Linked DNA regions of Homo sapiens: region 2 is linked to region 1. Evidence: chromatin contacts called from ENCODE Hi-C data. All regions are on one chromosome and are shown on one strand. The core of a region is the stretch at or near the end of the contact, and the rest is flanking DNA. Distances in the headings are between cores, read along the strand shown.

Region 1 (4,625 bases), core at 623-3,122:
CAAAAGATTAGTCGGGCGTGGTGGCAGGCGTCTGTAATCCAGCTACTTGGGAGGCTGAGACAGAATTGCTTCAACCCAGGAGGCGGAGGTAGCAGTGAGCCGAGATTGCACCACTGCATTCCAGCCTGGGTGACAGAGCAAGGCTCCATCTCAAAAAAAAAAGAAAAGAAAAAGAAAACAGACGACAGGTGCAGTGGCTCACACCTGTAATCCCAGCACTTTGGGAGGCCAAGGTGGGTGGATCACCTGAGGTCGGGAGTTCGAGACCATCCTGACCAACATGGAGAAACCCCGTCTTTAATAAAAATACAAAAAATTAGCAGGGCATGGTGGCGCATGCCTGTAATCCCAGCTACTCGGAGGCTGAGACAGGAGAATTGCTTGAACCCAGGAGGCAGAGACTGCGGTTAGCCAAGATCGTGCCATTGCCCTCCAGCCTGGGCAACAAGAGCAAAACTCGGTCTCAAAAAAAAAAAAAACGAAAAAGAAAAGAAAAATAATCATTGATTTGGGCCGGGTGTGGTGGCTCACGCCTGTAATCCTAGCACTTTGGGAGGCCAAGAGGGGTGGATCACTTGAGTCCAGGAGTTCAAGATCATCCTGGTCAACATGGTGAAACCCTTTCTGTACTAAAAATACAAAAATTACCCGGGCATAGTGGTGGATGCCTGTAGTCCCAGCTACTCAGGAGGCTGAGGCAGGAGAATTGCTTGAACCTGGGAGGCAGAGGGTGCAGTGAGCTGAGATTGTGACACTGCACTGGGTGACAGAGCAAGGCTCTGTCACAAAAAAAAAAAAAAAAAAAAAAAGTTGATTTGCTATTTCTTCAGTTTATCCTGGCTTTATGACTGGAAAAAAATTTTTTTTAACTCAGTTGGATTTTTTCTTTTTTTTTTTTTTTTTTTAAGTTGATGTCTCACTATGTTGCCCAGGCTGGTCTCAGAATTCCTGGGCTCAAACAACCCTCCCGCCTCAGCCTCCCTAGTAGCTGAAACTGCAGGTGCACACCACCATACCCTGCTTTATCCCCACTGAATTTTATAAGCTGCTTCTGACTGCAAAGTGTTTGGCAGAAGAGAGGGATATGGCTAAATGCACGGTATGACTAGCTTGTTTCCTGGGACAGGAATCAGTTCATTCCTGAAAGGGTATGTAAAGAGCCCGTTTGCCTGGCCTAGGAAAAGCCAGAGGTTCAGAGAGAGGAAGTGACTTGCTCAAGATATACAGCTTGCATTAGAGAGGAGAGAACTTGCCTTCTGAAAATGCCCAGGGCATTTTCTACTAAATTCTGCTGCCACCTTAGGATTCCCCTTCCCCAGTGTGGGTAGCATTTGAGCAGAACACATATCTAAATCTGTTAGAGGTTACCCTGGGGCAGAGACTATAAGATTTCCTACCAATAACTAAACATAAGAGTGGAACCTTAAACACGAGGGGTCTGTGAGGGAATCCAAAACTTCCCCTCTTGAAAAAGCAGCCTCTAAGGGGGCAAAATGGAGGGTAGTCTTAGGAAAACACCCAAATAATTATCCTGAGGTCTATCTTGGAGTGTCCTCATGAAAAACCCAGTTACACCCAGGGCAGTTACCTTTCTGAGCGGTTTCTTATAACATTCCTGGAGTGGAAAGTGATCAACTCAAAGCCCTCCAGGACTCTAGAGGCAGGGGATGAGCTGGTGTCAGGTAGCACCTGGTATCCAGCAGCTTAAAAAATCCAGACTCTAGGCAGGCTCTCTGTAGACGTGTGTTCTCCTGTCTCAGACTCTTAGGGCAGGCCTTGGGGGTGGGACTGAAAGCAAACAGACCTTCCCACTTTCACATTCCAGCCTCTGTTATTCCACTTAAAACGCTAGGGTTAAACTGCGTTTACCTTAAACAGGCTTACTGTGTTCACTGCTGGACGCCTCTGGGCAATCTTACCCTCCTGGGAACTGAGAGAGGTAGGTGGAGGTCAGCGTGCTGGGAAACTGGTGGAGGGAGGAAACTGCGGGGAGCTGGTCTTCTCGTGTTACCTCTGTTAAATCGCTGACAGCAGTTTAAGGTCCAATAGGCTGGTACTCAAATGGGCTGCGTGGATGTTTTATATTTCCAGAACCTAGCACAGTGCCGGGCATAAAGTAAGTACACCAAAAAATGTTGAATGAGTCATTTGGTCATGAGATTTCTGTTTTCAAAGGTTTTTTTTTTTTCAAAGAATAGCATGTTTGTATGTTGTTTCATTACATGATGGGCCTACTGGGCACGAGGGTTTTCCATCTGTCTCTAAATCATTAGTATCCTTCTGTATCTCAGTTACAACTTTTAACTTTGTAGGAAAGAACAACGTTCACTTCAGACTTAATGGTTTATGTTTCTCAGTTCCTTCAGGCAAGGGAAAATGTTTCCAGAATTTGATAAGGTACTTGGTACTGTCTGGCATTTAAATTTTTTTTTTTTTTTCCAGACATAGTCTCACTCTGTCACCCAGGCGAGAGTACGGTGGTGCGATCTCAGCTTACTGCAACCCCCACCTCCTGGGTCCTGCCTCAGCCTCCTGAGTAGCTGGGACTACAGGCATGCACAACCAAGCCCGGCTAATTTTTGTATCTTTAGTAGAGATGGGGTTTCATCATGTTGGCCAGGCTGGTCTCAAACTCCTGACTCCATGTGATCCACCTGCCTCAGCCTCCTGAAGTGCTGGGATTACAGGCGTGAGCCACCGTCCACAGCCTGAAATGTATTTTATTTAATTAGTTGCTGTGAGGTATGAACATTCCTGTGAGGTATGAACCTCATTTGATAATAGGTAAAATTGAAAATGAAGCTCTGGGCCATGTAGAAAAGTAGTAGATCCATATTGCCATTCTATGAAAACCCATCTTCTGATATTAAAGACAGGTCTACTAAGTAAATTCAGGTTTTGCCAAACTCAAAGCTACTTTTCTGTTTTCCTTATTTTTAAATGTAGGCCTTTGAGAGTCGTCACTTGTAAATAGTCTTTCTGCACCTGGTAGTAGATTGGCCAAATAGAGGGTAGTTACCTGTAGGCTGTGGTTTTCCAGAAGAAATAGGGAGACTGTAATCCCAGGCCCTGGGGACCCTACAGCGTAAAGGATCTGTTTCTTTGCACTCTGTTCTGATTGAACAGCATATTGCAATTATCGGAAGAAGGGAGGCTATATTCTTTCATGTAATTATTCTTAGTGATCAGAAGCTTGAGGTCTCCCTTGTGGAAGTATTCTACCTATGGCAGTAATTTTTGGTTCCTGTAACTTCAAAATCCTATCAAGGACTTTCTGAGCGATAGAGGTCGGGAGGGTAAGAGCAAAACTCCATCCAGAAAGGTGAAAACAACAAACAAAGCCTCGGGCACGGAGATTGGGCTGCTGTTCTAGCTTCTCATAATATCCCATTTATAGAATACACTCAATCCTCAACTCCAGGGTAACTTTCTGCAACAGTAAAATTAGACTTAAAACGAATGAGGTTCTCCAGCTCTGGCTTCTCCCGGAGACCCTGGCTTGGAAAGCCTGGAGTTGTCAGATATCTTTTCATGTGCAAACGCAGGCGGAAAGTGCCTTTAAGGCCTCGACTCCGCCTAGTAACTGAGCTGCTATTTAACTTTGCTCAGTCTTGCATTGCCTCAAAGTTATTTGACTGAGCTTGAAAAGACCAGCTTTCAGCCAGGCGCGGTGTGGCTCATGACTGTAATCCCAGCACTTTGGGAGGCCGAGTCAGGCGGATCACCTGAGATCAGGAGTTCGAGACCAGCCTACCAGCATGGTGAAACCCCATCTCTACTAAAAAGAAAATACAAAAATTAGCCGGGTGTGGTGGCACATGCCTGTAACCCCAGCTGCTCGGGAGGCTGAGGCAGGAGAATTGCTTAAACCCGGGAGGCAGAGGCTTCAGTGAGCCGGGATGGCGTCATTACACTGCAGACGGGGCAACAAGAGCGAAACTCCGTCTCAAAAGAAAAAAAAAAAAAAAAAGACCAGCTTTCTCTTATAGTTTCCTATTACTTTTTTTCCCAGCTATTTTTTGTTAAACGATCACAACCCACTTCATTTCCCCCTCGTAGCCTCTTCTTCCCCACAGCTTTCCATCCAGGTCTGGAATTAGCTCTGACTTCTCTAGAAGCCCTGAGCTGAGCACGTTAGGTGCCCTACCTCCAGAATCCTCCCAGCATGGCCTGGAGATTGCTGTTGTCTTGACTCTAGACTTGAAAAACCAAGGCCGGGCGCTGTGGCTCATGCCTGTAATCCCAGCACTTTGGGAGGCCGGGGTGGGCGGATCACGAGGTCAGGAGATCGAGACCATCCTGGCTAACACGGTGAAACCCCGTCTCTATTAAAAATACAAAAAAATTAGCCGGGCTTGGTGGTGGGCGCCTGTAGTCCCAGCTACTCGGGAGGCTGAGGCAGGAGAATGGCCTGAACCCGGGAGGCGGAGCTTGCAGTGAGCCGAGATCGCGCCACTGCACTCCAGCCTGGGTGACAGAGCGAGACTCTGTCTCAAAAAAAAAAAAAAAAAAAAACCAAGACTAAGAGGTGTGGTGATCTGGCTAGGAAGGAAGCCACAGTTGGGAGTTGGAGGCTCTAAGTAACAGCAGAGCCCCTTACAGCCTGCGAGATCCATGCTGGATCT
Region 2 (4,625 bases), core at 636-3,135, 7.6 Mb after region 1:
GGCTACACTTCTCAGCCAGTCAGAATGGCTGCTCTACAGTCTGAAACCATTCATGAGAAAGAGTTCTCCTTTCTAAATTATGAACTTCTCATTCTTCAGCTGACAGACCATAACTGCAGATCCATCTGAATGTATGAGGAAAATGCCTTTCCTTTCAATGTCAACTCTGCAATATTAAGGACAATATAACACCATTATTCTAACATTCCCTTTAAATCATTAGTGAAACTAGTTTGGATTATACTAGCATGCTATTATTGGTGGTTCTAATTTAATGATTAATCTGTGAAATAGCAAACATTGCATAAAAGCATGTATTTCAGGCAAATTTCCCCTTTTGTTGCCAAATTTGGCCTCAGTATGCTTAGGATATAGGGAGGAGGCATTTCTCTCATTACCTGGGAACATGAATTCACTTCTTAGCAAATATTTGTTGACAAATGGCTTCTGCAAGACCCTGATGGTATCAGGAGGTGACTCTGAGTTTTCTGAGAGGTCAGTAGAAAGTATCTGATTTATATTGGGTACAGAAAAGCAAAAGAATGTTGCAGTTTTCTCATTTTCATTCAGAAACTCTGGAACCTAAATTCAAGGCTTCATAAAGCAGTTCTCTACTTAAAAGAGAAGCATAATCTTTATCAGAGTTCCACAGCAGCCTGGAGTAGCACAACTCTATTCCTTTCACACAAACTTGAACTGTCTAACAAAATCATGCACATAACTTAATCATGTCTTAGTTGTTTGTTTTTGAGACAGGGTCTCTCTCTATCCCCCAGGCTGGAGTGCAGTGGTGTAATGACACTTCCGTCTCCAACACTGGGGCTCAAGCGATCCTCTCACTTCAACCTCCTGAGTACCTGGGACTATAAGGGTGCACCACCATGCCTGGCTAATTTTTAAATATTTTGTAGAGACAGGGTCTTGCTATGTTACCCAGGCTGGTCTCAAACTCCTGGGCTCAACGTCTTAGCTGTTCTAACAGTTTCTCAGCATGGACTCCACTTGTATACATCATTTCTAGAGAAATAAAGTTTATTTCTATAATACAAAAAAAGTGCACATTACAAGAATTAAGGAAGGGAAATTTCACAAAAATTTCTGCCCACAAACAAAGTCCTCAAGTTGTTCTAGTCTCCATTCTCACCTTTTCAAAAGCTTCTGCTATAGTTTTGTTTTTAAATTTCATAAAATTGAGAAGAAACTTTCCTAAGGTGCACACATCTTAAAAGAGTATGACTCGGTGAATTTTTTACATATACATACACCTGTGTAACCACCGCAGAGCAAGACAGAATATTTACAGCACCCCAGTTTCCCACATCACCAGGGATCACTCACTATTTGGCAGTACTTATTTTTTCCCAAAAATCACTAATACACCAGGCTGGGGAAAAAACCGAGAGTCCGTTTCTATAAAAAAAAATTTGAAAAATTAGCCAAGCGTGGTGCAGCGAGCCTGTAGTCCCAGTTACCGAGGAGGCTGGGGCGGGAAGATCACTTGAGCCCAGGAGTTCCAGGTTACAGTGAGCTATGATTGTGCCACTGCACGCTAGCATGGGCGACAGAGGGAGACCCTGTCTCTAAAAGAAAAAAGAAAAAAAAATAATTAAAACACACCAGTGCTTTGGAAGCACTTTAAATCCTGGACATTGGATTCAGGTCATTTACTGTCCGACCTCGTTATTCCCAGTTTCCGCTTCTGCCCTGAACCCCACTTCACAGGGCTGATTGCTAGGCTGTCTACGCTTGTAAGAATTCCTGGGAGCCCTAGCACGGGCGCATACACTCCTAGCAAATCGTTCCCTTTCTCACCCGCACCCTCCGCGCCCGAGTGAGCCTACCTCGCTTACAGCTGGTTGCCGGCCATTGCCTCCGCCACCAATGACGTCCCCAGGGGCGGGTACGCCTCCGCTTCCACCTCCGCCACTTCTCCGCGCCCCGCCTCCGCCCGCGCCCCGCCTCCGCCCGCGCCCCGCCTCCGCCCGCGCCCCGCCTCTTTCCCGCGCCCCGCCTCTTTCCCGCGCCCCGCCTCAGTTCCCGCCCCCTCTCCCGGCGCCCCGTCTCCACTCCCGCCCCGTACCTCGTTGCACAGACTCCACCCACTTCCCCAAGCGCCGGGGTTTGCGCAGCGGCGGAAATGGGCAGGGCGGAGCGAGCGCTGCGGCTAAAGCGAAGGCGGGGACCCTACCCATCCCTAGTCCTGTCGGCTCCTCCCACCCCGGGTCACGCCGTGACAGGGGCGGAAGCGGCGGCGGCGGCGGCGGCCGAGAAGAGGCTGGGGCTCGCGGCGCGGCTGCAGCCGTCCTGTGCGCGCGGCGCGCGGCTCCGGAGAGGCGCCCGCAGTCCAGGGCGGCGCGCACCGCCTCGCTGGCGCTCAGAGGTGGGAGGCTCCCCACTCCGGGGGCGTGCGTGGGGGCCGTGGCGGATTTCGGGTGACAGCGTTGCACAAAGCAGCTTGGTTGGGGTGCAAGCCCTCCCTTTCCCCCTGTGCAGCGCCCCTCGCCGTGGTGGGAGGTGGGCGGGTGCCCCAGGGACGGATACCTCCTGCCCCGGATTAAAAGAGGGTGCGGGGTGGGTATCTGTCTGAAGAAGGGGGAATTCCCGGGCTAGGGTGTTGGGGCGTGGGGTCGCCGGGTTCGTCGCGATGTTGCCGGTCGGCTAACCCCCCTACAATGTTTCCTTTCTGTACAGCGGTGCCTTTTCCCCGAGACTCCCGGCACCTCTTCAGCGCAAAGGTGAGCCCCGGGGCAGTTGCTTCTCCGACTTCGAAAAGCTTCCGAAAGCTTCTCGGAAAGCGAGGCGGCTGCAGCTGGCACCGGGAGTTTGGGGCTCCCTCCTGGGGACTGTCAGAGCCGCGGGAGAACCCCACGGTCCTGGAGTAGGAACTCCCTCGCTTGTTCTTCCCGGCCGATAGGGTGCGGCCAGGAGCCCGCACAGCCTTGCAGGTGTTGTAGTAATTCTCTGGCACAGCCACCACGCGTTGAGACTTGATGAGCATTGCCAGGTTGCTGGGGTAACTCCTCTGGGATTGGAGACCTGGAGGAGGGGTGGCCCGATTAGGGTAGCTGTTAGTCAACGGCCGGGCAGCTGACAGGTGAAAGAGGAAGGAAGAGGCCGACCCAGCTGTAGAAAGTTGGGGTTCAGTGATGTGGAAACCAGCCACATAGAAGTCCAGTCTTCCCTTGGGTAAGCCTGCAGGACTCCCCAGTCCACTCCAGTTGGGGAATCCCCCACACCACGTATACACACATAACTCAAGGCTTTGACCAGTTTTGTTTTGTGTTTTTAAATCTATTTTAGTGGCAGAAAGGCGAGTGGGAGAGAAGGCTTCTTCAGGAGGTACATGAGAAAATTACCATCAATAATTATTTGCCTTGCTGGGAGAATCAACAAAAGATATCTAGGCAATTGGGGATTTAATATTGAATCATTGAACTGCATGTTGAATATTGAATAATTCAATATTGAATTATTCAATATTGGGAGGCCGAGGTGGGCGATCACTTGAGGTCAGGAGTACTTCAAGACCAGCCTGGCCAAGGTGGTGAAACCTGGTCTCTACTAAAAATACAAAAATTAGCCGGACGTGGTGGCACACACCTGTAATCCCAGCTACTCGGGAGGCTGAGGCAGAAGAATCGCTTGAACCCAGGAGGTGGATGTTGTAGTGAGCCGAGATCGCACCACTGTACTCCAGCCTGAGCCACGGAGGAAGACTCCGTCTCAAAAAAAAGAAAAAATCTTTTTGAATAAGCTGCTTCAGAAAAACCTAGGGATTATTATAATGAAATCTACATATTGATATATCCACTTATATATTTACCAAAAAATCCCACTTTTTTATCACATTAAAAGAAAACCAAAGCCAAATTTTAAATGCTTGAATTAAAAATTAGAAATATATGTATAATGTTGAGCATGAAACCAATTGGTTATATTTAGGTGTGTTTATTAATTTGAAAAATCAAGAAGGAAGACATTTTAGTATACTAAAAATTTTTTCTTCATTTTAAGACCTAAGGACCCAGCAAGTGGAGATATATAAATTACATCAAGTGCCAAAAGTTCTGAGAATGGATTCATATAACCCTCAATTGTATAAAGTTGAAAATATGCTATCATAAAAACCCTCGATAAGATTTAATAATGGCTTTTATAGCTCATGTTTTCATTTCCTTGTTAACCATTTCTTGAATTCTTTGTTGCATTAAGTACCTATTTTCTAGTATTCAGTTAGATTAAAATGTTTGATGAAATTTCAGGAAACTATACTTTCTTTTGAGAATGCATACCTTCCCAGGTGACAGGGTCAAATGTTGCATGAACCTAGGCTGATTCATTTATGTTCCTAAACCACACATTTGACTTCAGATATTTTTGCTATAATACTTACATATACTATACATTTACAAATACTATATATTTACATATATTTGTGGTTCATGTTATGAATAATGTCAGGTATATTTTATATATAAATGAAGAGATTTGTATATTTATGTATATAATAATTAATATTTATATGTGTCTATGAAGAGATTTGTTAGAGTGGACAGCCTTTTGAAAATAAAGTCCAAAAAGCCTTCTTTGGGTATAACAATTATAGGTAGATAGTCCTTTTTTTT

Evidence for each region. Hi-C counts contacts between places; a loop is a spot of excess contacts on that map. Pooled maps may share reads with other maps.
Region 2: a loop to region 1 is called in a pooled map, with 4 times the contacts of the local background. The contact joins the promoter of TPMT here to the promoter of GCNT2 in region 1. A Hi-C loop is called at or near these places in 2 of 168 maps with a recorded cell type or tissue (B cell and OCI-LY7), 1 of 37 single-sample maps with no recorded cell type and 3 of 50 pooled maps.

What each region holds. Positions count from the first base shown.
Region 1 is chr6:10,519,479-10,524,103 of GRCh38, forward strand. GCNT2 (glucosaminyl (N-acetyl) transferase 2 (I blood group)) reads left to right here and starts at 1,873. Exons shown (of 5, transcript NM_145649.5): 1 at 1,873-1,939. LOC101928146 (a long non-coding RNA gene) reads right to left here and starts at 1,928. Exons shown (of 3, transcript XR_001743961.2): 1 at 1,870-1,928. RefSeq lists enhancers at 1-439, 2,160-2,219.
Region 2 is chr6:18,153,192-18,157,816 of GRCh38, forward strand. TPMT (thiopurine S-methyltransferase) reads right to left here and starts at 1,886. Exons shown (of 9, transcript NM_000367.5): 1 at 1,842-1,886. KDM1B (lysine demethylase 1B) reads left to right here and starts at 2,231. Exons shown (of 22, transcript NM_001364614.2): 1 at 2,231-2,380; 2 at 2,692-2,735. RefSeq lists a silencer at 1,932-2,491 and an enhancer at 2,932-3,171.